Regions from separate parts of the Mus musculus genome. Here region 1 is linked to region 2. The links are chromatin loops, found by intact Hi-C in ENCODE. Cell type or tissue: heart. All regions are shown on one strand. Links, peaks and the distances in the headings refer to the core of each region. The heading gives the core; the rest is flanking DNA. Region 1 overlaps Gm31493. Region 2 overlaps Tnr (tenascin R).

What was found. Hi-C counts contacts between places; a loop is a spot of excess contacts. Peaks named below come from ENCODE experiments on the same cell type or tissue, not always from the same donor. Only the 100,000 strongest peaks of a DNase experiment are listed, where the experiment ranks them.
Region 1: it touches region 2 in a loop (2.8-fold over the local background); 4 of 42 quality-filtered maps call a loop at or near these places.

What each region holds. Positions count from the first base shown.
Region 1 is chr1:159,998,011-160,013,655 of GRCm38, forward strand. The region is part of intron 1 of Gm31493; the gene reads right to left. Among named protein-coding and RNA genes, the nearest start is that of Gm31667, 19 kb to the right of the region's middle. In heart, for the core only: no CTCF peak of the experiment used is centred there; a DNase peak (open chromatin) is centred at 7,501.
Region 2 is chr1:159,901,534-159,917,178 of GRCm38, forward strand. It overlaps Tnr (tenascin R), which reads left to right. Exons shown (of 23, transcript NM_022312.3): 19 at 11,107-11,258; 20 at 13,003-13,099. Among named protein-coding and RNA genes, the nearest start is that of Gm31667, 120 kb to the right of the region's middle. In heart, for the core only: a CTCF peak has its summit at 9,653 (motif pointing right); no DNase peak of the experiment used is centred there.

The DNA of each region.
Region 1 (15,645 bases), core at 6,330-8,829, 95 kb after region 2:
TGGTGGGATAGGTATGCCATTGGGGCCAGCTCTTGTCAGTGGCAGCAGGGACTTACTCACTTACATCTTGATGGATCAATAATCAAAGAAGAATAATGTGGGTATTCATCTGTCACAGCCCGGCCACAACATCAAGACTAGGATTCCAGCATAGGAGATTGGCACCACCCACTTGAAGGACAGGTTTTCCTCCCTCTGTTAAATCTTCTCTGGAAACAGCTCTCAGACATAATCAAAGGTGCAGTCCCTTAATGTTACAGGAGTTGATAAAATGAAAAAGCACAGGAAATAAAAGATCATACTCTGTTGCCATAGAATATTCCAGAGTCACTTGGGTCTTCACTGGAGCCTGAGATGTACACAGCTAGACCATGAGACACCTCATGGATGAAGCAGCAATGGCCTCACAGTGTGCCACAAGGACTGCAACAGTGTCTTGGAAACAAAGCTTGAGAGTGAGCATGTGAAGAGAGAGGTCTGTTCTGTTGGAGCCCAAGCCTGCTGGTTTTTAAGGGAAGTGAAGACAGTCTAGACCTGAAAAGTGACACCATGTGGCCACCAGAGAAACAAGTACCCAGATTGTACAGACCCTTCCTGTCATCTGCTATAGAGATAGATAGGCCTCCCTTTGGACTTTTGTTACTCGTTATGTTAGAGATAGGTCTGACTCCCTATTGGTCCTGATCTGGTGGAAGATGTAGGCCTTGGGAAAAATTCTGAACATCTACAAATTAATACAAACAGGAATCATAATGACCTGATGAAATACAAAGCACCATGTGTTTGGCATTTGACAAGGGATGGTATGGGGTCTAGAGTGGAACTTTCATGTGTACACCTTACACATACATGCAAAGAACAGTATGCCTTCCAATCACAAAAATATCCTGCTTTTACTGGTAGGATAACTGTTTTACTGTTTTTATTTATCTATCCATATTGTATGGATTTTTAAATACTCTATAGTTTTTACAGGGAGTTCCCTTTTCAAAAGGGAAGAGGTAATATATATATATATATATATATATATATATATATATATATATATCATACTCATCACTATAACAAGTGACCCTGTTGGTAGTCTTAGAAACCTACATCCCATGATAAAATCTTCATAAATACTCCTGTGACTCCTGTGATAGCAGTAAGAGACAGGAATCTTGGGCTAGGCAGCAGATAAAGTCTGAACTACCTTCACCGTGAATCCTTAACTTCATGTCTCCTCAGCTGTGCAGGATCTCCCCTGTCCTCCCCAACCTCAAGACTACACAGAGTTCCCTTTGCAAGTAGCTGGCACTGATGGCGCTCACCCTTTCCTTGCTCTTAGCTGAGGTTCCCACATGGGTTCTCTAGCCTCACACGTGTTCTTTGCAGTTTCAATTCTATACCAGGCAGAATCACACAGCAAGGGACAGTCCCTCTCTCCTGCAGTTGGCATAACACAGCCTACACTCTAGGGATCACTTCTTTGTCACAGACCTTTAAGTACCATCCTCACATGGCAGGGCTGAATCTTCCAGCTCATAGAAATGAAAGCTTTGACTCCCAGCTTTCAACAAATGAGTAGGTGAGCCAAAGATAGATGAGCATCTGACACAGCAGAGAAGTTACGATTGCCATCGAGGAGTGGGAGTAAAGGCATAATCCACTTCTCCTTTCCCAGCCAAAATGACTTCTGCTACCTGGAATCAGGTTCTGCCTCTCCTAAGTGAATCCTCTCACATTCATTTCCAACTCCTCTGCAACGGTTCAGTCCTCATCCAGCAATAACCAAGACTCTTTCACAAGTCTCTGACTACCTTCCAGTCTATTCTTCATGCATTGCCAGAGGATTCTTCAAACTCCAAGCTTCCCCTCCCTTCTTTAAAAGCAGTCAGACATCCACCATTATCTTCTGTGTGAAGTCCTAATGCCATAGCCTGGCACTGGATGCCTCTCCCAAGGTAATCATAATCTATCTTGCTCAATTGATCTGTCTCCTTTTTTTCTTTATTTCCTCCAAGCCCCCCAGAAAGCACCTACAGGCATCTGCTATCCCAAACACACACACACTCTCTCTCTCTCTTTCTCTCTCTCTCTCTCTCTCTCTCTCTCTCTCTCACACACACACACACACACACACACACAAAGAGAAAAGGGAGGGATGGGTCAAGGGGAAGGAGAGAGAACATTAGGAAGGAAGGCTAGACTTATCAACTTATCTCAAATATAATGAAGCTTAGAATATCTTTTTCTTAATCTCTGCTTTGTCAAAATTCTATTCACTCAAATATATTTAAACCGAACCTCAAGGAGCAGCCTTCTGCAAACACTGGAAGCGCCGTGCTTACATCTTCTTGAGTTCACTCATCACACTATGGTTGAGCTAGCAGAAAACAAGTGCAGTACTTTATTTTCTGCGCATACTCCGCCACACAGGTTGTTGCACATGGTGGTGGATACATGTTTGCTACTAATCAAAAACAATATCAGATACCGGATTTGTCTTGGTTTCAGCACACACACACCACACTCACACACATAAAAACTCACACACACTCACACACACTCACCACACACACACACTCACTACACACATGCATTCAACACACACACAGAGACTCTCTCTGTGTCTCTCTCTGTCTCTCTCTGTCTCTCCCTCCCTCCCTCCCTCCCTCCCTTCCTCCCTCCACACATACATACATATTCTTATACAACATTCCCCCACATCTACAGGGAATAGGTTCCTAGCCCCACCCCCAGTGATGCCTGAAACTGCTACAGTACTGAAGCCTACATATACTGTTTCTCATATTCATAAATATCCACAATAAAGTTACATTAACAAATCAGTCACAGTAAGAGGGTAACAACAATAACTTAATGAAGCAGAGAACTATGTGGAAATATAAGTTATTTATAACTGATGAGTTGCTTATCTCAGGAATTTTTCATTGAACATTTTCATGTATCAGTTGGCTGTTGACAACTGGAGCTCTGGAAGGTAAATCTGTGGCCTGGGGGAGCTTCCACACACCTTATGTAGCTCTTGGATGCCCACGAGTATGAGTGACTGTTACAGATCTAGTCCTCAGTGTAGCATTGCTGAGGTGAAGAGTCTCTAAGAAATATGTCTGATGAGTTAGGTCTTAGGGTCACTAAGCGCATGCCCTCAAAAGGAATTATGAGACCTTAGAGGTTTGAAGGAGAAGGGCTCCAAAGTCTCGAATGTTTGAATGCTTGTTCTGCAGTTGGTAGAATGGTTTGGGAAGAATTAGGTGATATGATCTTATTGGAGGGGACACTTGGAGTGGGCTTTGAAGTTTCAACAGCCCAAGGCATTCCAAGTTGTTGCTTGCTCTCCCTCTCCCTACTCTCCTCCCCGCTCTCTGCTTTGGCCTTGAGGATGAGACATAGATCTCAGCTACCACACCACCAACATGCCTGCCTGCCTGCTGCCATGCTCCTTGCCATGATGGTCACGGACTGTGACCCCTGGAACTGTGAGCCCTCAAATTAAATTATATCTCTCATAATTTACCTTGGTTGTTGTGGTTCATCCCAGCCATGAAAAATTAACTGAGAGAGATGTGAGTCTTTCTCTGACTTCCTGTTCACAGCATGATGTAAGTTCTCACTTGCAGACATCCATCCCTCCCCACCCCCACCCCCCCCCCCCAGCCCTACTCCAGTCCACCATGGGGAGATTTGGCTAAAAGGGAGCCCTTGCCTTTTGGAATTTCAACCCACAAATTCTGAGCCAACTAAGTCTCCTTTTTTAAAAAGTAAAATAAAGTAAAAATTAGCCTGTCTCAAGCTTTTTGTTTCAGAAACAAAAGACTGCCCCCTGAAACCTCTCCTGGCTGCTAACAGTCTCCCAGTCCTGGCTGCTGACAGTCACCCAGGTTTTGCTTCTTCTCTTTGCTTTTTTTCTCTTGCATTTTTATATTCTAAGTTTTATTTGGAGAAATTTTCAGCCATGCCATCTCGAAGTAGGCTGGCAGGCTTACCCAATTCTGTGCTCATAAAATAGGGCCATTTATCTCACACTATAAGCTGTGTCTCTGACTTTGTACCACAAAATAACAAAGGTGATTTTCTTCTCCATATTTACTGCCCTGTTTCCTATTCAGGACCATTGGTAGGGAAAAGCCCCTGGCCACATATGCATCTTGACTTCCCAGTTTCAGAAGCATATCCAACTAATGGCCCACAGTGGACCTTTAAGTCCCAAAACCTGGATGACAGAGCTGAAGTGGCCTTGAAGTCGGCAAGTCTAATCCCTCTTGGTGCTGAAAAGCATCGCTGTGCTTGTTTCTAGTTTGTGAGAGGTTATGAGGAGCAAATAACAACATGTTTAGACAATCCTATAAAGTCGATCCCAGCATACAAAGGAGAAGTGAGACCACTGTAGCTGATATAAAGCATGTGGTGGGAGGGGCCCAGAAGCCCAGCTGACCAAAATCCACCAAGTAGAGCAATTCGAGTCCACAGGGGTTGTCTGATATGTGCTCCCCAACACCAGAATCAGCACCACTTGCTCTTCCCAGTGCCATTCACCACCACCCCAATGAGGCACTTAGGTATCTGTGACAAAATATGGAGAATGGCTCCTTCCCTACATGGTATTATGAGGTGTTCCTAGACTGTCACATACCTTATGTCCTGTAGTGTTTACATGCATTTTCTGATGTTTCTCCTCTCCTGGGGCACCAGGCCAGGATAAGGGCAAACCTATATTACAGACACTGGGCTAGTACTCTTTCACTCCAAAGTCTTGGCCTGGTTCCTAGACCAAGATGATAGTATTTGCTTCCCGCTCCCTTAGGAGGTGTCTTCTAGGGCTCCTAGTCCCTGTTTAGCTCATGGGACCAACTTGCAGAAGGTGCCCAGAAGTGTCCAAATTGTAGCACACCTTAGCTTGCAAACAATGATTGGCATGATCAGGTCTCAAGTCTTCATGAGAAAGCTATACAGAATTTTGGAACAAAGAGGGCCTCACAGTCTCAGGCCTGTTTCCTTATCAACCCATTTCCAAATAGACCTTGGAGCACCTTCCTTCCTACCCCATCTCACTCTGTGATTCCAAGAAGTGGATGTGCAGTGAGGAGGGTTTTTGAAATGTGGAAGAAGGGACGATCAAGAGGTAGCATTATTTTTCCTCCGTGGCTCAAGCAAACAATGTGCCTTATGTTTTGCTAGTTCCAAGACAATGGTGGGAACTTTATGTTTTTAGTGTGTGTGTGTGTGTGTGTGTGTGTGTGTGTGTGTGAGAGAGAGAGAGAGAGAGAGAGAGACAGACAGACAGACAGACAGACAGACAGAGACACACAAACAGAAAAAGACTGCCTCTGTGTGTGTGTGTGTGTGTGTGTGTGTGTGTGTGTGTGCATGCGTACACATGCATGCACTCACCTCCTTTGGGAAAATGGACACTATTCCATCACAGAGCAATCCCATGCACAAGTAGTTAGAATTTCTATGGTTATGACCAGAAGACTGGAGAGCGAGGGAGAAGGCTGGTACATTTGCAACTGGTTCTCCAGAAACTGCTCCTAGATAGCAGCATCAATCTGCATATAACTCATGGCTGCCATCTGTGAGACATCCTCTTCATGAAAGGCCCAACTGTCTACTAGCTTGAACCAACTGGTTTCCTTCTCCCTAGGGAGTACAAGAAAAGAGGAAGACTGAGAAATGGGCTCACAGAGTACAAAAAAGGGTCAAGTGCTGTGGCCCAGATATCAGGAACCCCCCTTCAAGCATTGTTAGTATTGAGGTCACAGTGGAGGGGCTATCAGGTTGGCACTGATAATCCCTCATCAGACCCACGGAGTCCTCTGACACCTTAGCTTTATCCGGATAGTAGGCTGTAAGTGCCAAGTGCCATGGTTGCAAACTCTTAAAAAGCAGTACAATTCAATACACCTTTATACACATTTTTTTATAATCTGACCATGGGTTCCCTCTCTCCAGTCACCACTGCACACCTTTCCGTAGGGCTCTGGAGTTGCTTCTGCCAGGGCTTCCTCCTGCTTGTACCTGCTTTCTGCACTGCTTTCCCTCCACAGGTCCACTTGATTCTAACCTTTCTGAAACAACTTGCTACATTACAGGGGGATGAGAGCCCCAGTTCTCTGGATCTTAGGGCTCTGTCTTCCTCAGTGCCCTATCCTCTCCTAAAATCTTGGTGAGTCTCCCAAGACATTATCAAGGAGAGAAGCTCTTTGGGGGAGTGAGTAAAAGGTAGCTCTCCTCCCTCCTGTTGCATCAGTTTCCCCTCAAAGGTCTTACCATCTTTCTTTCCACCCCCAGGATGCTTAGCATAGTATCTGAGATGGGCCTCCAGTGATGAGCCCAGGCTGGAAGGTGAGCACCCATAATCCTAACGATATGCTATATATAACAATACAACATCTTAAAAATTTTAAATTAGTTGCCACATTGAGAAATGTTCTTTAAAATACATATTTTTGTGGTTTTATTTTGAATTGATTCCTATTTTGTTGTTATTGTCATTGTTGTTTTTTCTGTGTGGTTATTGTTGTTGTTATTGTTGCTGTCATTATTGTTTTGCTTTTTTCTGTAGACAGAGTCTCTCTATCTAGCCCTGGATATCCTAGAATTTACTATGTAGACCAGGCTGACCCCAAACTTACAGAGATCCACCTGCTTCTATCTTCTGGGTGCTAGAATTAAAGAGATGCACCATCATACATGACTTAGATTCTTAAAACCCATAAAATATAGAAAACCAGGTCCTTTAGATGGAGTCTGAGCTATCCACTCATTCTGCAGTGTCTACTAGTAAACAGTTATGTGCCAACAATAGTATTGAAGGCTCTAGAGCTATATGATGTTCACCAGACAGACATGGTTCCAACTTTTGTTATATCAGAGCAATTGAAGCACAGTCGTGTTGGAGGCATGGACTCCTGTAACTACATCAAAATTGATGATAAAATAATAAAACAAGATCCATTCTGATAATGATGAGATATGAGAAGAACATAGGTCAGATAATCCAGTCCTGGAGTGATGGATCAGGCTGGGCCTCAGAAGAGAGATGACCAACTAAAGATAGTGCCCACCCATGAAGAAGCATGACCAACAGACCCTGATGATGGAATAAAGTACTAAACTCCTCTCTTTTTCTTTTTTAATTTTCCTGTGGTCAGACCAGGTTCTCAGTGAAATATATCACATGTATATGGCCCTGAAATAGCTGTTTGGGGGAATCCAGACCATGGTTTCTCCATGGAAATTCTAGAGAAATTATTAGAACAAGGCCAGAGATGGCTGACCAGCAAAACAATCAAACCTGACAGGGGAAGGCCTGAAGATGTGGAACGCAAAGATATTTACTCATCGGGACTTTCAGAGATACCCTGGGAAGAGGCGGAATTCCTGAGCCATTAAGACAGGGAGACCAGATGGTGGCCACATGTGTCTAGAAGCCAAGAAGGAGCAGGAGAACTAAATGCATGGGTGGAACTCAGGCCATATTTAGAAAACTACAAACAGGATCCCAAACAAAAGACAGGCTCCTCTGAAGAACTTCCCCTTGCTCAGTTCTGACAAAGCTAGGAAAATCGTGCTCCTGAAACATCTGCCACCAAAGTCACATGTCCCCTCTCCTTCTTGGCTGCTTTGGTCTTCCAGCAGCAGCACAGGAAGGAAGGTCTTCATGCAGTAGGGTCACTTGGAGCACCTGACAGGGCTTCCTGATACAAGGCTAAGGATGATGCTCAAGGCAGGGTGGAATATTTCAGCTCAAGCAAAGCCTGACAAAGGCCTGTTGTAGAAATGTAGAGCTGTGTGCGATGACTTTGGTCAAGTCCCTTATTCAGTGCTATTGTCAGTTATGCTCCGGTGTGTGCTTGAAATGTTTCTCGTGCTCTTGGACCTTAGATTCTATCAGGTAATAACAAAGATAGTATCAAAAATAGAGTGAAAGATGGAAGAGTGGGCATACTGGAAGAGAGCCAGTTGCACCGTCAATAGAGAGAACAGAATGAAGTAATGTTTGAGTAAATGAAAGTCATGAGGAAGACCATTTTTTGCCAAAATCCCTGAAGGGAGCACATGATGGTGTGTTCTGATGACAGCAAAGAGGCCAGCGTGTCTGCGGCACAGAGGAGCACAGGACAAAGTAGCTGATGAACTGAAGAGGTCATGGAACCAAGTCATGTGAACATCAAAAGCCACCGCAGTGTGTGTAATCCACCAACATTCAGAACAGAACTGTGGTGAGCACCATCCCTTCAGGGTCTGCATACTTTCATCTCTGTGTTCACAGTACTTAGCATATTACCTACACCCTATAAATGCTTGGTAGATGAATCACTAGGGGTGAAAGGCTCTCATTAGGATGCCCCAACACACAGTCATCACCTTCAGATTCTGTTTCCCCTCTCCTAAACTCCCACAGAACCACGCAGCCCTAGAGACACCACCAATGAAATATAAGACTTGGCATGGTCATCAGGTAAAGCTCCATCTTCTCCCACCCTGCAGGGAGACACCACATACCTCCAGAGTCCACTGCATATCAAATTCTTAGAGAAAGAGTTTGGGAATGTTGGTCTATATGGTCAAATTAAGCTGGAAATGAGTGTATTTATCTATAGGCTCTACCTCCAGGACTCCTCCCGTTGTGGCTCTGCATTAGTCTTCTCTGTCTAGCCTCCCATAGAGTCCCTTTAACAAGCACCAAAGAGTTCCTCAGGAAGGAATATCTGCGCAGTGTCAAAACACACATAAGGTATACTTAGCAGGCAGGGGTGCTCCGCTGTGCAGTCTATTCTCAATTGAAACAGTGTAACTCTACACACTAAATCCCAGGGCCAAACCTAGCTAGCCACCAGGTGAAAGGAAGGAACTAACATAGTGCCATTTCCCTGCCCCACCCCTGCCTCACTCCTGTCCCTCCTCTGCCCAATCACATTGCTGGGCAAGAACATGTTTCACGTTCTCTGAAAATCAGAGCCTCACAGTTTTAATTAATTAGCTTTCGAGACAAGAGTCTCACAACATAGCCCACGCTGGTTTCAAACTCACTGATGTTCCTGTCTGAATCTCAAATGACTTTTAAATTTATCTTTACATGAGACATACAAACAAATATTATATGTGTCAGGGAGTTTCCGTGGGTTATCTGGTTGCACGCATGCCTCCTGTTTGCATGATGTTCAAAGCAGCTTATGAATAGATACCTATCTCCAACACTCTCCTCAAGCTTTTTGAAATGTAGAGTGCATTGCTGCCATCTATACCCACCTGGTCCTCAACAGCACACAAGGACTCTCCATTCCCATCTGACTATAACTTAGTACCCCTTCTTTAGTCCTTTCTCCCATCTCTCGCTGAACACCCCACTCCCCACCCGAACATCCTGTGATAGGCTCTTGTCTGCCAGATAAAAGCAGTATTGTTATTCCTAGGTACTACATGTGACCAAGTAGGAGACTCAGTGAAGTTTCATAAACACTTTTCAACTGACCAAAATTTTTATTTTACTCCATGTTACTCTTAGTGCTGCGTTAACTCCTTCCTTCCCCACCTTTATTTCAAGCAAGCTCCCAGGTCTCCCTCTCCTTGGGCAGTCACTGTCTCAGAAGACTAAGAGAAGGTCAGCACGATCCATCTCTGAAGGTCACAGTGCCTTTGTGCCCAGAGTCAAAGGAGAACAAACAATGGGGACAGAGTAAAAAAAAAAAAAACCCGCTCTAGAAAGTCAAATGCTTCAGAACGGAGTTGCTCAGGGATCAGCAGAGATCATTATATTCCTTGAAATATATTTCTGTTTAGCACAAACCTCCATTTTTATGACCTCAGGAAAAAAAATTCAAATACCTGCCCTGAGATTTCTGAAAATTGCTAGGGAACCGGTATTCTTTTCTCACCTCTGGCTCCAATTTCCTGCCCTTGCCGAATTCTTATTCTCTGCTCTCCATAATTTCGCACCTTCTTCGCCTAGCCCTATCTTCTTCCCCTAAAAGCAATCATTTCTACAGGCATGGCACGTTAGCAGAATTTTTATTGATGGTTTTTAGGTCATGAAGGATGGGTTACAATCTCCCACCAACAGCAGACAACCTAACATCTGATACTAGCCGTCCCATTTCTAAACATTCTCTGGGGATTTCTCACTGGCCAGGCCTTCATGTACAACAGCAAGGCTTCTCTCTCCCACTCTCCCTCAGGGATTCTCTGCACTCTTCTCTCACAGCATTTGCCCTTCTCTCCTGCTTTGCATAGCTGGGTGTTCAGTGGGACCACGATCCTTTGGCTTGAGCTTTCAAAGGCAGACGCGTTAATTCTAACTCATCAGAACACAGAGGAAGAAACTTTGGTTTCTCTTTCTAAGGTCACTTACTCATTTGTCTCATGGTCTGTCTTGCAGTCCTTTGGGCTGTAAACCTTCATTTATATCCTTAGTTAACACACAAACTGCCATATCTGGACCTTTGCTGTAAAGCAGTGGTGGTATCACTATCATTTTGTAGGTAATTCAGACTGTGACCACATTATAAGGCCTCTGCCACCAAGTTGTCTAACTCAGGTAGTTTTAGCCTGGGTGGAAGGAATAAAGAAACTACACACCACTGCAAGCTATCTGCCAATTTCTCCAAACTATCTGCATCTTTGTGTGTTTTTCTAAAAAAGCTCATACATAACTTTTATAGACATCTCTAACTTCCTCCCAACCCCTCCATGCCCACCTCTGAAAATGTTTTAATCACTGTTTGGTAGCTAATGATCAGGATCATGCTGAGTTCTGGATCAACATCACTGCCCAAGGTGGCAAGCTAGCCTTAAGCCGCATCAAGTAATCAGCAGCTTGGGAAATTGAAGAAATCATTGTGAAAAGACCTAAATGTTCAAAAATACATGCTATGAGAGTTGTGAAAAGTCAACTGGAGTTTTAAGAGCACAGAAAATAAAACTATAAAATCTTTTCTTTTCAGAGAGAGGGGAGGTTTTCAAATGTGATTCAATAAGTTGATGCCTAGGAGATCATTTGCAGTAACAGACAACAGACTTTTATGCCTCCCATTCTCAAGAGCCTGGCTTCATACTTTTAAAATATTAGCCACACAACAAAGATGAGTCAGATACCTAGATGTACTGAATCCACTGGAAAAGGATTTAGTTCACATAAAACAATTGCGACAAATGAACTCGGAGTTAAGTATGGATGGAAGCCTGGAGCCAATTAAAACTAAATGGGAAAGAGATTTAAGTCTGAAAATTGAAGATAAGGGTCGGCAATTATCCTGCCATCTAACCAAACACAAAACTGCACCGCTCTGGATGACTTGATGTATTTTTAATTATCATATCAAGCATTTGACTCTAGTTAGAAAAATGAAATTGACCGTGAGAAAAAAAAAGTCTACTTTCACCAAGAAAAATACCCTTCTGCCCACATATTGTCTCTACACAAAGACCCAGATGTGCACAGCTGTTCAAAGCCACTCAAAGCATATCATAAATTGTACAGAAAGACTTCTCAGTATCTCCTGGGCTGTGTTTACCTCCTATTAATTCTCAATTGATTGTGGAAATATTTAGTTTTGCCTCACTTACATTGTTAATGGTTTTATAGCAGATTACAGGAAAAGAAATGAGAAAGATCTTTAAAAATATGCTGAATAACTAACACCATAGAAAACAACCCAGCGGTGAGGTTCCATACAAGAGGGACCCTGCCCTGGACCTATCCATTAGAAGGTCTTATATGTTTCTTTTTTGAAGATGGTGTGAACACCTCTGCCACCCAGGACTGTGCTCTGGACTGACAACCCACTCCTGTGTCTAATTCCCCTCCACACTCTCTGGAGAAACACTTTACATCTTTTGCCCATATCTTTGAAACAGAAGGCAGCTAAATTCGAATGTCATGAAGGTTTGAAGGTTCTGACCCGCTGACATTAAGCCATGGGGAAAAGATGCCCAGTGGAAGTGCTTGGCTGTCCAGAGACAAATCAATCCATCCAACCCTTCCTTACTGTGTAAATGCGATAGTTTTTGCATGCTAGATTACTGTTTCCCAGGAAGTGCCAGGTGTCTATATTCTTCTCTTTCTATTCTAACACAGGGTTCCAGAAATAGTCACAGTTATCCTAACATTTGCAAAAGATCCAGGTAACAGTTGAAAAATATTTTGTAACATTAAACAGTTCTTATTACCCTTGCGTTTGTATCTGAGTAAACTGAGATAGTCATTTTCAATACTGAGTGCTGCAACTAAAGATCATTTTATTTTTATCAAAATGCTTAAATATGTTAATTAAGTTTCCAAAAAATTTAGTTGACATTTAACTAGAGAATTTTATGTTAAATGCTTGCAGGTAAAGGCTAGGCTTTAGCTTAATGGTAGCGTGCTTTACATTCGATTCTTCTCCTTCCAGGGTGATGGAGATATACTTATCTACCCAATGAGTGCAACTTAAAGACCTTGAGAATTATACATAAATGAATATTAAACACTGAAGAGTAAAGAGAAGAAAGCAGAGTTGTTGGAGTTATGAAGTAGTAACAAAAATAATTCTATGGTCGGGGCTCAGCACAACAGGAGACATGAAGAACTGAATTAAAGGGTCATAGCATCAGGAAGGGTGAGAACCGCTGCCCTGGGGTTTCATTTTGCTTCATTCATGGGTCTCACACTTGGAGCTGAAGACACCAGCAACGAGGCGTATAACAGTCTCAGACCAAAGCACCCTCAACCAACATTTCTCTCTCTCTAGCCAAACCCCAACAGTGGACCCTCTTAGCAATTCGGAAACCTTACATGATCATCACTCTGTTCCCACCAAACCAAGCTGACCTCACTTCCATTCATGGGCAGCAAAAGCCAAGTGTGAGCCAGGCTCCCCGTACTTGAGCAAATGTAACAAGGTACCCAGCACATCCATGGAGGAGTATCAGAGAAGGTTAAACAGGGAGCCTGGAACTTTTAACCTAGCTGGCCAGTAATAAATTTCCTATGCCTTCTGGTCATGATGTTTATAGGTACTAGTCTGAGACCCTAGACTTCTACCTCCATGCAGCAAAAACTAAAGGCCTCCTCCATAGGCTCTGAGATAGCAACAATAGAGGCCAGCAGAGGTCTGGACCTTGACCATCCCCGAGCTATAACAAGGCCTCTCTTCCTGCAAAATCAATGGAAACCATATGAGGAAGCTAAACTCCACGTCAACCTGTCAGTGAAGAGGAGCAGCTCTCTTAGATATCTTAGAGAAGTACCTGGGTCTCACCTCCTCCTGGCAGGAATGAAATGTCTCTTCATCATTGCTACCATACCAAGAGAAGCAAACAAAGTGTTCAAATGGCAGAAACAAAAACAAACAAGCCATGAAAATGTTCAGGTTTTGATAGAAAAATCAGTCATCCTACAACCAAGGAGATCTCCTACTGAACGAGAAAATGGCAATCAATAGAAGCTCACGCTGAGATGAAAGAGATATCACAATGGCCTGACAAGGATTTTAAAGCGGCAATGATCATAGTGCCCAGGGGCAACTACAAGCACACGTGGAACAAACAAAAATACTGAAAGTACCTGTAAAGGAATAAAAGATTGAAAAAGAATAATCAAAAAATCATAGGTCTCAAAAGAAAAAGGAACCAGAGAGATGTCTTCGTTGAACCTGATGACCGAGGTTCAATTTCCAGAATCCTCATGCTCAAAGGAGAGAACCAACTAACTCCTGTGGCTTGTGTGCCCCTCCCTCTCAAACAACATGAATAAATAAATGTTTGGGAAAACCACAATAACTCAAATTAAATGTTCAATAAATGAACAAACATTATAGCAGGAGATGGAACAACAGAAATTACCCAAACTGTGCCACAGGAAAAAAAATTAACTAGGGAGGGAAAGTAATTGTGTAGAGACCTGTGAGACCAAAACAAAAGATGTCAATTTTTCTTATTTGTTTCTTTGAGAAAGATCTCACTTTGTAGCCTCGGATGGCCTGGAATTCACTATGTGAATCAGGCTGGCCTTAAACTCACAGAGATCTGCCAGCCTCCAACTTAAAAGCATGCCACTATACCCAGCTAAGGTCTAGTATTTTGATCAGTGGAATAAAGAAGGAGAAGAATGATGAACCTAAGGAAGTACGCAAACAAAATCTATACATACTGACTGGCAGCACCCTAAGTTTGGAAAGAGACATAAACCTACAGATGCAAAAAGCTGAATAGCTTCAAGCAGGCTATGCCAAAGGACTGGATTGGAATAACTGAAGACAAAGGATGGGTTTCAAGTCATCATAATTGAGCTTTGATAACTAAAGAGAGGCAGGCTGTTGAAAGGTTCCAGTAAACATATAAATAAAATGAGCTTTCTTCTATTTGCTAAATTTCTAAATTATTTCTGTTGGTAGCAGTAAACATTATTACCCTGATATGACTCTAAATGTATGCAGGGAGGGGTTGCTTATGACCATTACGAGTGAGGAACAGCAAGAAAATAAGGAGAAGGTGACACATATATGCTTCACTCCAGTGAGTTAACTGACTTTGGTAAACTGTATAAACACTAGACCTATTCTGACCTGCAGGGGAACCATTCCGAGAAATGCCTGAAACCATCAATAGGATTAAACCCTATTTACAATACGTTTTTCTCTGTATGTACATAACAACTTTCATTCGCGAGTTAGATAGGATAGCAGAGTAATAACAGTCATAATAAAATAGAGCCATTATCAAAATATTCTGGAAAACTATGTAACTGTGGTCTCTCCCTAAATATTTTATTGCACTGTCTCATCCTGCTTGTGATGTGAGATGATACAACTCCTACATGATGAGGTAAAGTCGGGAGAAGGATGTCTGTGTGTGGCACAGTGTTAGGCTATGTTGAGCACCTGATAAAAAATCAAAGGGAGGTTTGTCTGCTCCTAATGATCCTTTATCACTGAGCTAGGATGATGATGTAGGTTAAAACTCAAGGAAGGCGATAATAGTTTAGGATCATTGTTAGTTGAAGGGTTTCATTTGTTTTGCTTGCTGGCTTGCTTGTTCCTAAAATCTACTGGAAGGACATGATAATGAAAAGCTGTCTCTTAGTAACTCATGGGAGTGTAGCTGTAGAGGGTGTAATCCATACAGGTGACTTTAGTGCTCGCTGTCCTCTATCCAAGAACCCTGTTTCATTGTTTTGTTCTTTAATGATGTTTACATTACTGGCTTTACTTGAATTTCTTCATCACCATCACTTCCTCTTTCTCTGCAGAAGACTCTACAAGTTCTCCATTTCCTCACTTAACACTTTTTGACTTCCACTTCGTCGAGCATGTTGGCAAATCCTTCCCTACCAATTTGTCTTGCTGCATGAATGATTTTCCTCATTTTTCCATCCACTCCCTAGGAAGCTTTGAAAGCATTCTTGACTCCACTTCATAGGTCCTCCCAAAAGGTATTTGCTTCTTCTGCTTTAACTTACCCATGTGATGGATGTGTGTATTAATCGGGGCTCTCCAGAGTCACAGAACTTATGGGTAGTCTTTATATAGTAATGGAATTTGTTGATGACTTACAGTCTGTAGTCCAACTCCCCAGCAATAGTCAGCAACAGCTGGGAATAGAAGTCCAAGGATCTAGCAGTTACTCAGTCCCACAAAGTAAGCAGGCGAAGAGAATCTT
Region 2 (15,645 bases), core at 8,215-10,714:
GGTCCCACTGCTCTGCCACTTACACACAGTTGGATGTTTTATTTCCCTGAGAAACAAAAGAACAAAAGATGCCTGGCAGGAGACAGAGGCAGAGACAGAGAGAGAAGTGTGCACACATGCATGCAGGAGCGCGAGCACACACACACACACACACACACACACACACACACACACACACACACACACACACACAGACAGACACACACAGTCCCAGACACACAGAGGAAGGTCTGCCTTCGCCTTTTCTAAGGCCTGGCTACGGAGAAGAAAGTAGTATACTAATCATACCATACGAATATCCCATCCCAAGCCAAGCAAATTAACATCTAAATGTCAGATCAAAGGTTTGGATTAGTGAAACAGCCCCCCCCCCCCCCCGCCTTTATTGTGTGTTCTCAGTATCAGCCTCCAAGGTCCCTCTCCATATTCCCTCAGTTATTTCCTTTTGCCCTGGCCCTTTTTCTGTCTTTGACATACAACCATCCAAACATGTCCATCTGGAAGCCTCTTGTTCCTGCCTTTGCAAAGCATACTCTTATAGAACTGTTTGTGATTACCAATGATCTAAATGTGTCTAACGTGTTTTGGATTATATAACTCATCGGACATTATTTTCTGTTTGGGCACTTTTACATTCATGTGTCCTTCACTTCAAATTACTGTGAAATATTACTTGACGTGTGCCCATCCGTCACCTTTGGCTCTCCACTCTCTCAGATTGTCTGCAGCCTTTCACAGTCCCACACAGTGCTTGCACTATGTGCCTTCAGAGTATTCATCTGTGAACCAGTGAGGTGTGCGAAGGTTGTATACCCAAAGAGGAATTGAAATGTGTGGTATGTGCTTGTACAGTTTTAAGTACTTACAGGTTGGACACACAGGGATGCTCTTGTTTTCTGGACACACCATTCCTAACAACTTGACACAGTCCAGCCTGGTCCAGCATTGAAATTTTTAGCAGTCTGATAAGTATAGTCGATGTCTCGTTACTTTTGATGAATCATGTTAACAGTACGTTTGAATTTAAACCTCTCTCCCCGTTTGTCAGACATTTGATTTCCTTTGGTGGTAAATTACCTGTTCGTATCATTTGCTTATTTTCCCATCAGGGTTCCCCACAGTATTATCCAGCATTACTTGAACCTCTAACATCCTTAGTACAAAGGCTTTTCTTACCAATAGCTCCAAAGATTTTCTTCAATATTCTTCTGTCCTCTTTGTGATCTATTGTCATGCTTTGTTCATTTCATATGTGGCATTCACCTGGGATACGGTTTCATTTTTCTTTATAGAGTGAGCCAGTTTTACCAGCATCATCCACTAAGTAAGTTCATTGATTTGAATGCTTTCCTGTATATTACATTCACACATGCATATAATCTGCCTCTGAACTCTGAATTATCTATTTTATGCCATGCTCTGTTCATCTGTGTTTTTTTAAAAATCAAAGCCTAAAAATTTTGTGTTTATATCTAGAGTTAATCTTAACACGTTGACACATGGTAAGGCAAGCTTCCTTGGCTCCCATTCTCGAGGTTCACTTAGCTATTTGATGGCACTTAATTTTCCGTGGGTGTCATGTCATGTGCATTATCCCACTTAGGTATGAAGTCCTCCAAGTGAAATTTACAGTAGAATTGAAATGTACTTACTTGTAAGTTAATTTGAGAAGAACTGACAGCCATATGATAGCAAGTTATCCCTTCTAAAACGCATAGACTGGATCTTTATTTATCTACATAATCTTTATGTTCCTCACAATGTTAAATTTTCCCCACAGCATTCCTGTGCTCTTGGCTGATTTCTGGAAGCTTTATTATTTTTTATTGGTTTGTGACTTGTATCTAATTAGAAAAATATTTTCTAGTTGATTATTGCTGATGCAGAAAAATACTATTGATTTTACATATTGATCCAGTATCCAGAAATCCTGCTGACTTTCTCCCTAATTGTAATTATCTATTGTTTCTATTAATATTTTACGTAAATATGGAGCTGGGGAGGTAGAGGTAGTAAAAGTATTGCCTGCTGTGCACTTATTAGAACCCAAGTTCTAATCCTGAGCACCCATGCCATTGGTGGGAGGTAGGAGCTGTATGTCATCACTAGGCGGGCAGAGGAGGAGGACCTCAGGGCTTTGCCCAGGCAGCCAGTCTAGCTGAACAGAGGAGTTCTGGGTTCAGTAAAAGACCCTGTCACAAAAGACACTGACTTCTGGCGTCCACATACCCAAGCATGAACACGAATACACACACTCAAATGTTTTCTGTGTTTTGTATCATTTATGAATAATGATTTCACTTCTGTCCTTCACATTAACTGGAATCTCCAAAGTTATCAATGACTCCGAGGCTAGTTAATTTTGACTTGTTCACAGTCTTGAAGAGAACACAATTAAAACTTCAGATGTATAATCCTCACTAACTCCTATTCACTGCATCTCTTTAACCCTGCAATTGTTTTCTAAAATAAAGAAAATATGTAATTGGAGGAGCCATATATAAGCAAGAATAGCACTTGCTTAGATCTGTGGTATGAAACACTCATTAAGTTATAGAATTTTCCTCTATTTCGAGTTAGGACATTTTGCAATGAATTTTACCAAATGGTAGTTTAATAAGTCGTGGTTTTTATACTCCATGACACATACCAGTAGTTTTTTAAAATACATATCTTTACTATCACTATTTACTATTAATTTAAAATTTTCCCCCAAATATGAGTTTTTAATACATTCAGATTTAGTTAACTGTTTACACAGTTTACATGTATGATCATAAAGAAAATTGGCCCATGCATTTCTTTGTTTATATCTTCATGTTTCACCAACTTCATGAGAAATAAAAAATTGTCCAGCTTTCAGTCTTACTACTGTTTTTGATTTAAGTTTTTTCCTAAGACAGGAACTCACTATGTAGCCTGACTATCCTGGAAGTCACTATATAATCCTGGCTGCGAGTCTCAAATTCACAGAAATCTACCTGCCTCTGCCTCCTAAATGCTGAGACTAAAGGCATGTGCCTCCACACCTAGCTCCTATTGACTTTCTGGGTGCAGTATTGCCTTCACAGAGTCTAATATCAGTTAGATTTTGTCCTGTAGGTGACTAAACTTTTCTATCTGGAGTCTTCTAGAACACACACATGTGCATATGCATGTGTGTATGTGTGTGTGTGTGGTGGGGAATTTGTACTTGTGTGCATGCAGGTGTACATGCACATATATGCCTGTTGAGGCCAGAAGTCAACACCGGGTATCTTCCTTGATTACTTTTCCATCTTATTGTTTGAGACAGAGTCTCTCACTGAAGAGCTCACCAGTTTGGCTGGAAGGGCTGGCCAGTGAGCTCCTGGGAGGGACCTGCCACGCTCTTGTCTCTTCAGTGCAGGAAATCACAGACATAGGAAGACATGGTTACAAGGTCCTCATGATTGTATAGCGGCACTTTGCCCACTGAGCCATGTCCCCAGCCCCATATTTTTATTTCTTTTTGATAGTCTCACAGTTCATTCTAAGAGTTTATGTATCTTTTTCTCTCCAGTTTGACATTTAATGATGCTTTTAAACTGCCACATTTTATCTGGCTTTTGTACACATTTGTCTTTATTATTCACTTAAGTGTTTCCTCCTATTTGTAATATTTTTTCTTTTCAGGACTTCTATTAACTAGATGGTAGAATGTGTGCATTGTTCTCCAAACCTCTTAGTGGTCTCTCTCTTTACTCTTCCCTCTTAGCGTCTAAAAGGTGGACTCAGTCAGATACTTCAATTCATATTTTACCTGAGTCTAAAACCTTTATTTATCTTATCTATTTCATTGTTACTTTAAACCCTTTTATCTGGGCTTAATATATTTCTGCTGGGTTTTAGTTTCTTATTTTTTCACGTGGTACTGATATTTTTCCTTACCTCTGTAAGTCAAGTTAGCATATCTAATTAAGATGCTATTCTAATAAACTGTACTAGATAATCAATGACACATCAACTGTGTTCTTTGTTTCAGAGTAGCTTTATTCCTTGGGGCATGGATAGATACTCCATCCTTTAAGCCCATTCTCTCTTCAGGTTGACAGGCTCTCCTTCTGGTAGTGTATGTGGTCGAGAAAGACCAAATGCAGATGAAAGGGGCCAGGCAATGAGTTCTCTGTACCAACATAGGGAGAAAGAGTAGACTTCAAAACCCTCATCCAGCCTGGGCTATCCCTTTAATACTGTTTTGTCTAGCTGTTTATTTCAATAAGAATAACTCTGGCCTCACTGAGCAAATTGAAAACTTTATTTCCTTTTGCCGCTTCTGTTTCTTGAAAGACATTGTATAAAACTAATGAGAGTTCACCTTCAAGCTCTCAATCTGTTCTCACTAGCGAAGACATCTGAGCCCGGAGACTCTTGTTAATGTGGGATTTTTAACTACAAAATAAACTTTGAAAAAAATAGCTATCATACTCTACACATTATATTATTTTAGTTTGGGGGACATCTAGGAAATGGTGGTATTCAAGGAATGGTCCTCTTCTTTAAGTCACTGAACGTATTTATAGAGTAGTCACACTAGTGAACAGGGCACAGATACATGGCCACCCTTTTTTGAGAGTAGTGAATCCTCTTGAACAGTATAACTATTTACTGTAGATTATACTAATTGGTTCTCAATCTATGAGTTGTAACCCCTTTGCGGTCATATATCAGATATCCTGCATATCAAACATTTACATTACAAATCCTAACAGGCAAAATCACAGTCAGGAAGTAGCAATGGAAATCACTTTATGGTTAGGGGTCCCTACAATATGACACACTGTACTAAAGGGTCAAAGCATCAGGAAGGTTGGGAAGCATCCCTGAAAGATGATCTTATAAATGCTACAGAAAAATCTCACATGTCACTAGTCACAGGATTTTATTTGGCCCATTTTAAATTGTGTCATTGCACATGTCTCAGAGAATCTAATTTTGTGTTCTCTGTTATTATCATAGGGGATGGATACTATCACTCATGTGACACTAAACATCTAATAAATATTGATGGGGCACCTATTTCGTGTCAGGCTCCGTTCTAAATGCTAAGGATAGTGGTAAGAAACAAGTCAGATGCATATCCCTGTGAATTTTAATAATAAAAGATTTCTTTTGCTGGCTTACATGATATAATTGAAATAGTTCAACAATGGCTGCCTCTCACTGGAGAGGTTGAGACTGTATAATTTTGTTTTTTTAAGATTTATTGATTTATATGAGCACACTGTAGCTGTTTTCAAACACCAGAAGAGAGATCAGATCTCATTACAGGTGGCTGTAAGCCACCATGTGGTTGCTGGGAATTGAACTCAAAACCTCTGGAAGAAGAGTCAGTGCTCTTAACCACTGAACCATCTCTCCAGCCCTGTATAAATTTTTACTCAAGGAGTGGAGGCACAGAAAAACACAGTCCCACCGGGTGTGGTGGCACATGCCTTTGATCCCAGCACTCGGGAGGCAGAGGCAGGTGGATTTCTGAGTTCAAGGCCAGCCTGGTCTACAAAGTGAGTTCCAGGACAACCAGGGCTACACAGAGAAACCCTGTCTCGAAAAACCAAAAATAAAAAACAAAAAACCAAAAACAAACAAACAAAAAAAAAACCCCACACATTCCCATCTCCAAAGGGAAAATTTAAGTAATGCTACATATACAAAGATAGAGAAGGGTATCTACTGGCTTCAGAAGAAGGTCCCTCTTCGTACGCAGCATGATTCAGTCACTGTTATCACATCCATCCAACACAGTGCTAATTAGTTAGGTAAATCTTCAGTTTTCCAATTGGTCTGTGCTTCTCCACATGCCGGCAATACCGTCCTCTACCGGTATGTGGCTGATCTCTGTCAGTTCCTAAAGTAAGAAAGCTTGCTGATCAGCACTTGTCAAATTCTACTCCGTTCTAGAACCCCACCTCTCAGCCCCTCTTCAGCAGCTCCCATGTTCACTGCCCTTCACACCCACTTTGATGCCCTTCTAACCTCCCATCTTGGTCTCAGAGCTTGAAGTCATATTTGTTTTCCCATAAGACCATGAGCCACTTGTAAGACGTCTTTTCTCCTTCTATGTTTTCCCATCTCTTAGCCTGGCATTTAGAAATCAAGGGACATTTTCCTATATGTCTTTTAAGTGAGTAACAAGACAACAAGCTAGTAAATTTGAAGATTATCTGAGAAAATTGAAGTGATGGATTAAGCTCCTATGGGCTAGGCTCTATCCACAGCCTCTGTCTGCACCCCAAAATCTTATCAGCTACTTTGCAAATACGAGCCATTAATTTTAACATAGTTAAAATTAATTCTGTGGAGAAAAACAATACTTTATTCTGCATTTACTGAGAAAACTGCTGTGGCTGTTCGCTGAGGGGCATGCTGACGTCACAGCTTCAGCCCTGATGCTGAGTCCATCAGAGTGGACAGTGGGCAGAGGCTCTCTAGAGCTATTAAATCTGATCATTTTAAAGGCTGGACCCAAGGACACAAAACAAAAGAGGGCTGGGAATGGACAGAGAAGCGTCTCCCACTCCCCACTGGCACAGAGCCATCTGATTGCCCTGTGTGTCATCATGAAGATAGCCACTCACCACTCAGCAGGCAGCCTTTGATGCCCAATACAAACCAATTTCTGAGCAATTCTTCTGGTGAATGCCCTGGGCCTGTGGATCTCACAGTTACATCTAGAAATACTTAACCATAAGACACTTCACTGTGGCAATCATTTGGCTTTGTTTTCCTTCTAACTTGGTAATAGCCATAGCCCGTGCTTAAAAAAAAAAAAAAAAAAAAAAAAAAAAGGCTACCCTATCCACCCAGGCTCCAGTTACTGCACCAGGAGGAAGGAGAGAGAGCCTTCTAGGTATGTGCTTGGTCTAAAATAATTATTAGAATGATCAGGGTTAAAGGTAGATACCTGATTAGATTAAATGGCATCCAGAGAGCTAAGGATCGGCCCTGGTAGTCTTCTAAAACATATGAATTCCAGATCAATTGGAACATGAATGTGTTTTTATGATTTTTAGCTGAGTCAAAGTCCAATACCACCAAAGCAGTAGGGTGAAATCGCAAAGACTAGAATACAAGGCTTAAGCTCAAGGCCAAATATCCCCTCTTCTTTCCATCCCACCCCAAACAGAAAGATGGGGTGCTCAGGATGTTCTTCTTAGAGACAAAAGATTATGAGAGGGAGAGAGAGAGAGGGAGAGAGAGAGAGAGAGAGAGAGAGAGAGAGAGAGAGAGAGAGAGAGAGAGAGAGAGAACAGGAAAGTGTATGTGTGTGTGTATGTGTGTGTGTTTAAGAAGGAGAGGAGAAAAATTAATTCTGTTATTCGCCCAGTCATGTGGATCTAAGCAGGGAGAGCTGGCCAAGAGGCCTCAGGTCACCATCTCATTTACCATTTCTAACTCTTGGCTTCCGAGAAGAGAAAAATGCAAACTGAAAACAGCTCTATGTGAATGAAGCTCTTTAGTCAGATACTGAGTCCTGAGACTGTCTCCCTGCTCGACTTGGTAGACCTGGGATGGAGCACAGGAATCTGAAGGATAAGGAAATCCGTAACTTGAGAGCCCTCAGCAAGCCTTTGCTTTCTCTCATCACATTAAAGGGACAAGTGTGTTAATGGAGGACTAGTGACTCTGAGACAAACTTGGGATGCTTTCGAGGCTGGCGCAAGATGGCAAGAAGCTTCATGTGGAATCTTCTCCAAGTTCCCAGGGAATGAAAAATCCCAGGTTGCTGCTTCTGATAGTCTGCAGAAGCAAAGTGCTTCGTGATTGCCTTTCCACTAATGCCATAGACTAAATTACAGTAAATTGAATCTATTAACAACCAGATGGCCTTGTAATTTGTCAAGGGTAAGGCAAGTGCGCCCAGCAACCATGCATCAACCTCCCACACACTTGGATAGTGCTTCCACCTTCCAGCTAACTATAGGAGCCCAGAAAGCAGGGCATATGGTCCTCCCTCTCCCAACCTTCATCTGAGACCTTTATCCCATCCATCTTTGACACTCCTTAGACACTTATCTCTTCAGTTGATCTTATTCTTATCTCCCAGCTTTAAAGATGAGTGAATGCCTCTTTTATGACAGCATCTTAGATACTTAAAATTCCTCTTCCTCAGAACAAGTCATCTCAATATATTATATGTGCTTACATTATGTCTAACTTTAGAAAAACTAAGAGTGGATCTGAACCCCCTTCAAGTATCTATAACATACATTCTAGTAGTTATCAACGAAGAAGGGGTTTATATAAAATTGTTTACTTCTCTATTCTCAAAATGGATTTGGTTTTATATACGTATTTGAGTGATGTTACTGTGGTGAGTTTTGAGAAAAGTTTTTTTGTGGGGGAATCCATGGACAACTGAGACATGCAGATTTCTGTCTCCCCAAGAAAATGGGCTGGTTTAATGATGATCTCTTCCTTTGGGAGAAACAGTGAACAAGGAAGCAATAGGCTGGATGCCAAGCACATTATATGCTGATCTAAAAGGAAGACCACAGACAGTGAGAGAGGGAAAGGCAAGTAGGCACATTGGTTGCTCCGGAGACCAGGGTCAATAATAGCCTAGATGACCAGAAATAAGGCCAGTGTTCCCAAAGCAACACAGAGAGGAGACAGTCATTCATGTCTGTTCTCTGAAATGAATGGAAACCTCAGGGACAGGTGAGACGTGAGCTTTCATGATGTCTAGGACATGCTGGAGATACAATTCAATAGCTTTAATAAAGCTACTACAAAAGTCACTTTTGATGGGAAAACACTTAATTTGAACATAATGCTTTCTGGGGTAACTTTAGTTCTTGGAGTATTATATGCTTATGTTAAATAAAAACTCAGTCACTCATTGGAAAGATGAAAACCTTAAAGAAACTAGAACACATTTGAAGGTGCTTTTTAAAGATTTATTTCACATTTTATTTGTGTTTATGTCTATGTGTATGCACCTCATGTCTGTAAGTGCCCAGAAAGACCAGAAGAGGATGTCAGATCCTCTGGAGTGGTTATGAGTAATCTGATGTGGGAAAACTTGGGTCCTCTGAAAGAGCAGCAAATGTTAAGCACTGGGTCATCTCTCCATCCCTGGCTGTATTTATTGTTCTAATAGAATATACGCTTGACTAAGCTCTGCAAACTTGAATACAAGTTATCTGAAAAAGCCAGTCAGGGAATCTTTCTGAGCAGTTTCCTTGTCTGTTAACATAAGTCTCAGCTCTCCACTGTCCTGCCTTCCTCTAACGTCTCTCACAAGAATGAAATAGAAACAACAACACATCTTGTGAAATATAAGTTTTATAGAAGCATATTACCAATTCTTGGGTGACTGTACTTGAAGTGTATTGTTCCCTCAAGCTATTTTTGACAGACCTGTGGCAGCAATCTGGAACATAGAACTAAGAGTTAATCTGTCTCTGGGTCAGGTGGCAGGTAGGGGGTAGGACATAGGAGTAAGGGCTTACATGGAGACTACAAAACTTCGGTTGCTTCTTCCTAGAACAGAATGCTTTACAGACAACCTGTGATGGGGACTCTCAGGAAAGTTCATGTGTCATCTTTTTTATGTGACATGCTATATCTAAATGGTTCACTGCCTGGCCTTTCCAAGGGGCTGAGTGTCACATATAGTATAGGAGTAAAACCACCAGGAGGCGCTGTAGTAGCTAACACCTGCGGTTTGCCTCACCCTCCTCCCTTCATGTCTACCTCACTTATACACAGAAACACGGTACTGTATCGTACTGTGTTGTCTGACCATATTCTTCATTGACCCAGAAACCCACATTTACAGAGCACTCCAGCCACCATGCCTCTCATGGCAGGCTGTGCCTTTAATTTCCCCTCTCAGCAAAGTCCCTCCAGTAGACTGCTCTCAGTTTGCCTGATAAGCACAAAACTTATCTCGGAGCAAAGCACTTCAGGATTGAAGCTTCTCTTACAGCTAATTAGGTATTGTTTTACAGATTGGGCTGTTCCTTCTGAAAGATGAGCTGCAATTTATTTCCCCTGCCCTGTCCTTGAATTAAAACTGAACTGTAAAACATGGCCATTTGATTGTTTAGTACAATCAAGAGATTGCTTTGTACAGGGACCAGACATTCATCGCTGTGGTAATGCTGAGCGTGTGTGAGCATCCCTTCATGGCTGCCATGTGGATGACAGAGGCTTTCTTCAGATGCCTTCTTACCTTTGAATAGGTCCCTACAGTGCTTCACTGGCCCATCTCTTAAACAATCACCAAGGCCAAGGGGGAAGTCCTTGTGACCCCCATTTTACTGCTGAGACTGGATGTTCAAGGCCTTTAGCTTATACTCAAGCATCTTGGTAATCAGAGAATCTACACCTTTGGTCCTCAGAGGCCATAAGTCCAACATGAGTTCAGATTTCACACCCACACAGTCTGAATTCACTTAGAACTTTTTACATCTCATGATGAAGGACCAACCACAGGACTCTTTAAAACCTCCTCTGATGCAAGGGTTCCTGTGCATAATGGGGAAGGGGTTTGCAATCCCATAGGAAGAACAATATCAACCAATCTGACCATCCTCCCCCCTCCAAGCCCTCCACCCCCATCCAGAGCTCCCAAGGACTAAACTACCAACCAAAGAGTACACATGGAGTGACCCATGGCTCTGGACACTTATGTAGCAGAGGATGGCCTTGTTGGGCAGGGGTGGAAGGAGAGGTTCTTGGTCCTGTGACGACTTGGTGCCCCAGTGTAGGGGAATACAAGGGTGGGGGAGCACCCTTATAGAAGCAGGGGGAATGGTATAGGGAATTTCTGGAGGGGAAACCGGGAAAGGGGATAACATTTGAAATGTAAATAAAGCAAATATCCAATAAAAGAAAAAAAAGAACCATTTCTAAAAATTGCTTTGGGGCTGATGAGTTAGCCAGCAGGTACAAGGTATTTGCTGCCCAAGCTTAGCAATCTGAGTTCCATCCCCAGGACCCAATGGTGGAAAGAAACAACTGGCTCCCTTGAGTTGTCCTCTGACTCCAAATGTACACTGTGGTCCTGAATGCAGGCACACAGTACACACATGCACCTAATAAGTAAATGTAAAACTTTCTATTGCTTTTCTTCTGCAGGGGGCCGGGTGTTCTCTCATCCTCAAGACTGTGCCCAGCATTTGATGAATGGAGACACTCTGAGTGGCGTTTACACCATCTTCCTCAATGGGGAGCTAAGCCACAAGCTGCAAGTGTACTGTGACATGACCACAGATGGGGGCGGCTGGATTGTAAGTATAAGCTGCAGGCGGATGTCTTCAGGCTTCTAGTATACCTGGCTGGGGACCTGGAGTTTACCATGTCGCCATCCTTCCAGATGTTCCCTTATCTAACCACTTCATTTGGATTTGTCTTGTCACTGCCTTCAAGACCCTCATTCAGTAGGCCACTCACAAACAGAGAAAGGAATAACTGTTTCATTCTGTTGCTAGGATAAACACCATGACCAAATGGGACATAGAGGAGAAAAGTGTTTGTTGGCTTATACTTCATAGTACATCACGGAGGAATGTCACAGCTAGAACTCAGAAACTAGGGCTGTGAGCGTGAAAGAAGGGTACTGGCTCACTCATTGGCTTATGCTCAGCTACTTTTCTTATATAGACCAGGCCCACCTCGCTTGGGATGATGCTATACTCACTGAACCCCACTCTCCCACTTCAGTTAAGACAATTCTTCGTAGACATGGCCACAGGCCAATCTATTGGAGGCAATTCTTCAGTTGAGGTTTCCTCTTCCAAGGTGACTCTGTGTTGGGTTAAATTAACAATTAAAAACTAACCAGGACTCATATGAAAGATGTAACGGCCTAGCTGTAAGATGAGACTGGCTCGCTTTGAGCTCCTGCAAACAGACAGGATGCAAGGTGTGCTGCGGAAAGGAAGGAGTGAGGCACATGGATCCTGCTTACCAGGGGCTGTAGCTAAAGTAAAGAGGAGAGGAGGAGGCCACTCTACAGAAGCACATTAGCTTCCCAGAGTGAGGCAGTTAGTAGCCTTGTCTTGGAGAGTCACATATAGTAGATTAGTTATGGGGTAGAATGTGGGTGGGCCTCTAGTTATGAGAGCTACTTGTGTTACATTCTGTTTTAGACCTCCCCCTAGTTCTTCCCTAGAACTGTCATAGCCTTCAGGAGGTAACAGTGGTAGGGAGAGAGACACTACTTGCTGATACCACCTCCTCTCATACATGATAGCTAGCTTACACAGAGCAGAAGAAATAAGCAGCCTGGAGATGCTAACCACTATGCCCATAAGCAACTTCCTGAAGCTGGCTCTAAACCAAGCAACAGGGGTTGAATCAGTGTGAATGAAACTCCGCCCTGCCCACCCTCCTAGCACTGCTCAGATACAGCACCAGAGCTTTCAGGTTCCAAAATGGGAAGGTTTTCTAGAGTTAAATGGTGACTGCACTCGTAATCCTCTCCGGAGACATTTTCTTTTATGTTTCTGACATATTTGTGCCTCCTTCTTAAAGCATAATTGGAAATTGAAGCCAAGGCTGATGTATTGGAGGTTAAATGAAATTAGCACTTAAACAGCTTGGAAAGTGAATGATATGCAATTGCTTTGCCTGCAATAAGATGATGACAGTGAGTAGATGATTTGAAGTTGGTCCCAGTCCTTCGGTGAGAAATGCTTCCAACTACTCTCTGCAGTGCAAAAAGATTAATTTGAGAATCAGGCCCATTTCCCCTGACTATTGGGAGCTTGATATGTATCCTGAATCTTTTCTATATTGCAGGAGTGCAAATTAGTGTCGATATCACACCCCTAGTCTATTTGTCAGATGCATCAGCCCTTCAGAAAGAAGGGTTCTGAGCATGCCCTGCAAAATCTGCCACCAAAACGTGAAACTGACTTCTTAAATGCTTCTGATCCTAGCTGATGCAGAACCCAGACATATTCATATATTAATTATTAATTCTTGCTTTTTTAGACCATATCCTCTCTCTTTTTCTCTTTCTCTTCACAGGTATTCCAGAGGCGGCAAAATGGACAAACTGATTTTTTCCGGAAATGGGCAGATTATCGTGTTGGCTTTGGGAATCTGGAGGATGAGTTTTGGCTAGGTAGCATTCACTTTGTATTTTCCCTGGACAGTTTGCCCTGGGCTTCTATCCATCTCTCTCCTTTCTGTGTCCATCTGGGATTGTCAGAAGTCTGAGTCCATTGAGAAGTTGACAGCTTGTGAATTGCTTTTGTGCCTCTTGCTCTGTTTGGCTCCACTATTGATCTGTTTTTATCTGACTGTGGTATTTTCCTCTTTGCTCTGTCTCTTCCCATCCTCATTAATAGTCTTTTATGCTGATGGATCTTGACATGAGGCAAGTACAAAGGCAGGGATCTGCCTGGTAGGGAACAGGGCACAGGAAGCAATGAGCAGGCTTGCCCCTCTAGGAAGCTAGGCAACCAGCTAGCCAGCCTGCAGGTCAAGAGAGAAATGAGAAGCTGCTGGGTTCCTGGGAGAGTGCTATTATCTGACTTGGGAGAGAAAGGGGAGGAATGAGAATGGCATTAGAGGTGATTTCCTAGAGGTCTGACACAGCAGGGAGTTTAGATGGAGGTTTCCATGGGCATAGGAAGATAAACACACCAAAGTCAGACTGGTGGAGCTGATGCTAGATCATAAAGCAGTCAGTGTATGAATGCCTCCATTTCTCTGTAAGATTTTCCTAATGGTTGATAAAGGGAGGCAGAAAGGGAAACAAATAAATGATAGTGTGAGATGCTTGCACTTGTTGCTGGCCCACCCCTACCACATTCATGTTCAAGCTTTGATACCTGCCTTACCTTGGGCAGCAAAGTAACAGCCTTCCACTTGGGACCCTGCCTCCAAGACCACCCCATTGTCTACATGGCCAATAGAAGGATCTCCCTCATACTCCAAATCTGAGTGAAGGGTAGCCCCACTTGGTGACGGCTTGGAATGACTCCGTCACTGCCCGGTAGAAGCCAAGCTCCTTAGCAGGCTTCCTCCTCTCCTCCTGCATCCTTCTCTCTACCGCCAAGCACCTTACTGTCCTGCATCCCACTGCCAGGTCATCCATTTTCAAACCTGCACAAGCACTGACATTTCCTCTGCAATAAACACTCCTTTAGCCAACTGTTCCCACCTTGGTGTTTACCTTATATCCAAAGGCCCAGTGAAGAACCTCTTCCTTCATAGAAGCCATACAGACTCTTTTTTTTTTTTCATCCATTGCCTGTGGGGATAATTGCTCATGTTCTCTGATATGGCCTGAATCATGGCATCTATTTGACTTTATCTGTCTAGTCTCTATTGTACGTTTCTTGGGGGCTAGAATCTCATCATTCATCTTTAAATATCACTACCTAGGACTTTCTATATCAATCAATGATAAGAATTTATTAAATACATGTTAGCTACTCAAACCTATGTTTGCCAATATAAGAAATAAACATGTATGTTAAGAACCATATAAACACATTGGGAGGAAATTTAAACAAGCAGCCAAATGTGCTTCAATTTAAAACATTTTCAAACATCTTGGGAGTCAGTAATACCTATGAATCAATGTAGACGTGAGTAGTCAAGACTTGCATCTACAAAAACGTAAGCTGCTGTGTATCAAATCCACAGTTTCTGTCATTTTTTTTTTGTGAGACATGTGAACCATTTGGCACTTAAATGTTCTATAAATCACTTTCTATTTAATTAAATATATGTTTTCAAGAAGCTTTATCCATTGTCAAAATGGAAAGCTAGTTGCTGTGTGCCATAGATAAAAGGATGCCTCAAACGTAAAAGTATCATTTAAAAATGAAAACGAAAAAGAAAAAGGCAATATTAATATGATTAAGTGACAGTTACATCCAGGAGCACCAAGTCTGCTGCTGCTGCTGACGCTGCCCTTGAGAATGAGGATCAGAACGTGCTCTGTGTTCAACCAGCCATGAAATCCTAGAATAAAACCAAGATGGGAGTTAAGATTAGGGTCAGGGTTATAGATTCACTTTCATCTTTTAAGGAAAACTGAAATAGAATGGGGACATCTCTATTTGTTCCAGGTTATTTAGTGCCTTGCTCCTATGTGTCCCATAACACCATACCCTTTTGCACTGGTAAATAACCCAGACTAACTGATGAACTGCTGACAGAGAAAGAAAAGAGCTGAGAGCTAAGACACTGAAAGATCTGGAGAAGGGAAAAGAAGAGGGAAGAGAGAGAGAGAGAGAGAGAGAGAGAGAGAGACAGAGAGAGAGAGAGAGAGAGAGACAGAGAGAGAGACAGAGACAGAGAGACAGAGAGACAGAGGCAGAGGCAGAGGCAGAGGCAGAGGCAGAGGAAGAGGAAGAGGAAGAGGAAGAGGAAGAGGAAGAGGAAGAGGAAGAGGAAGAGAAATCAGGAATGCTTCTGACACATGCAAACTGGGATAGGAAGGAAACTTCTCCCAGCAGATGGACAGTGCGAGTCAGAGATGGAAGAAAATGTGTTCAGTTAGGCAGCAATGATCTATGGCCTATATAACCCTGCCACCCCACAGCTTATGATCTAAATTGGGTTATCTAGGACCAAATCCTAAAATGGGGGTTCTCCTTCAAGTTATTTACTGGGGTGAATTCTTATTCAAGTGAGTTGTTGGGTTAAATTATC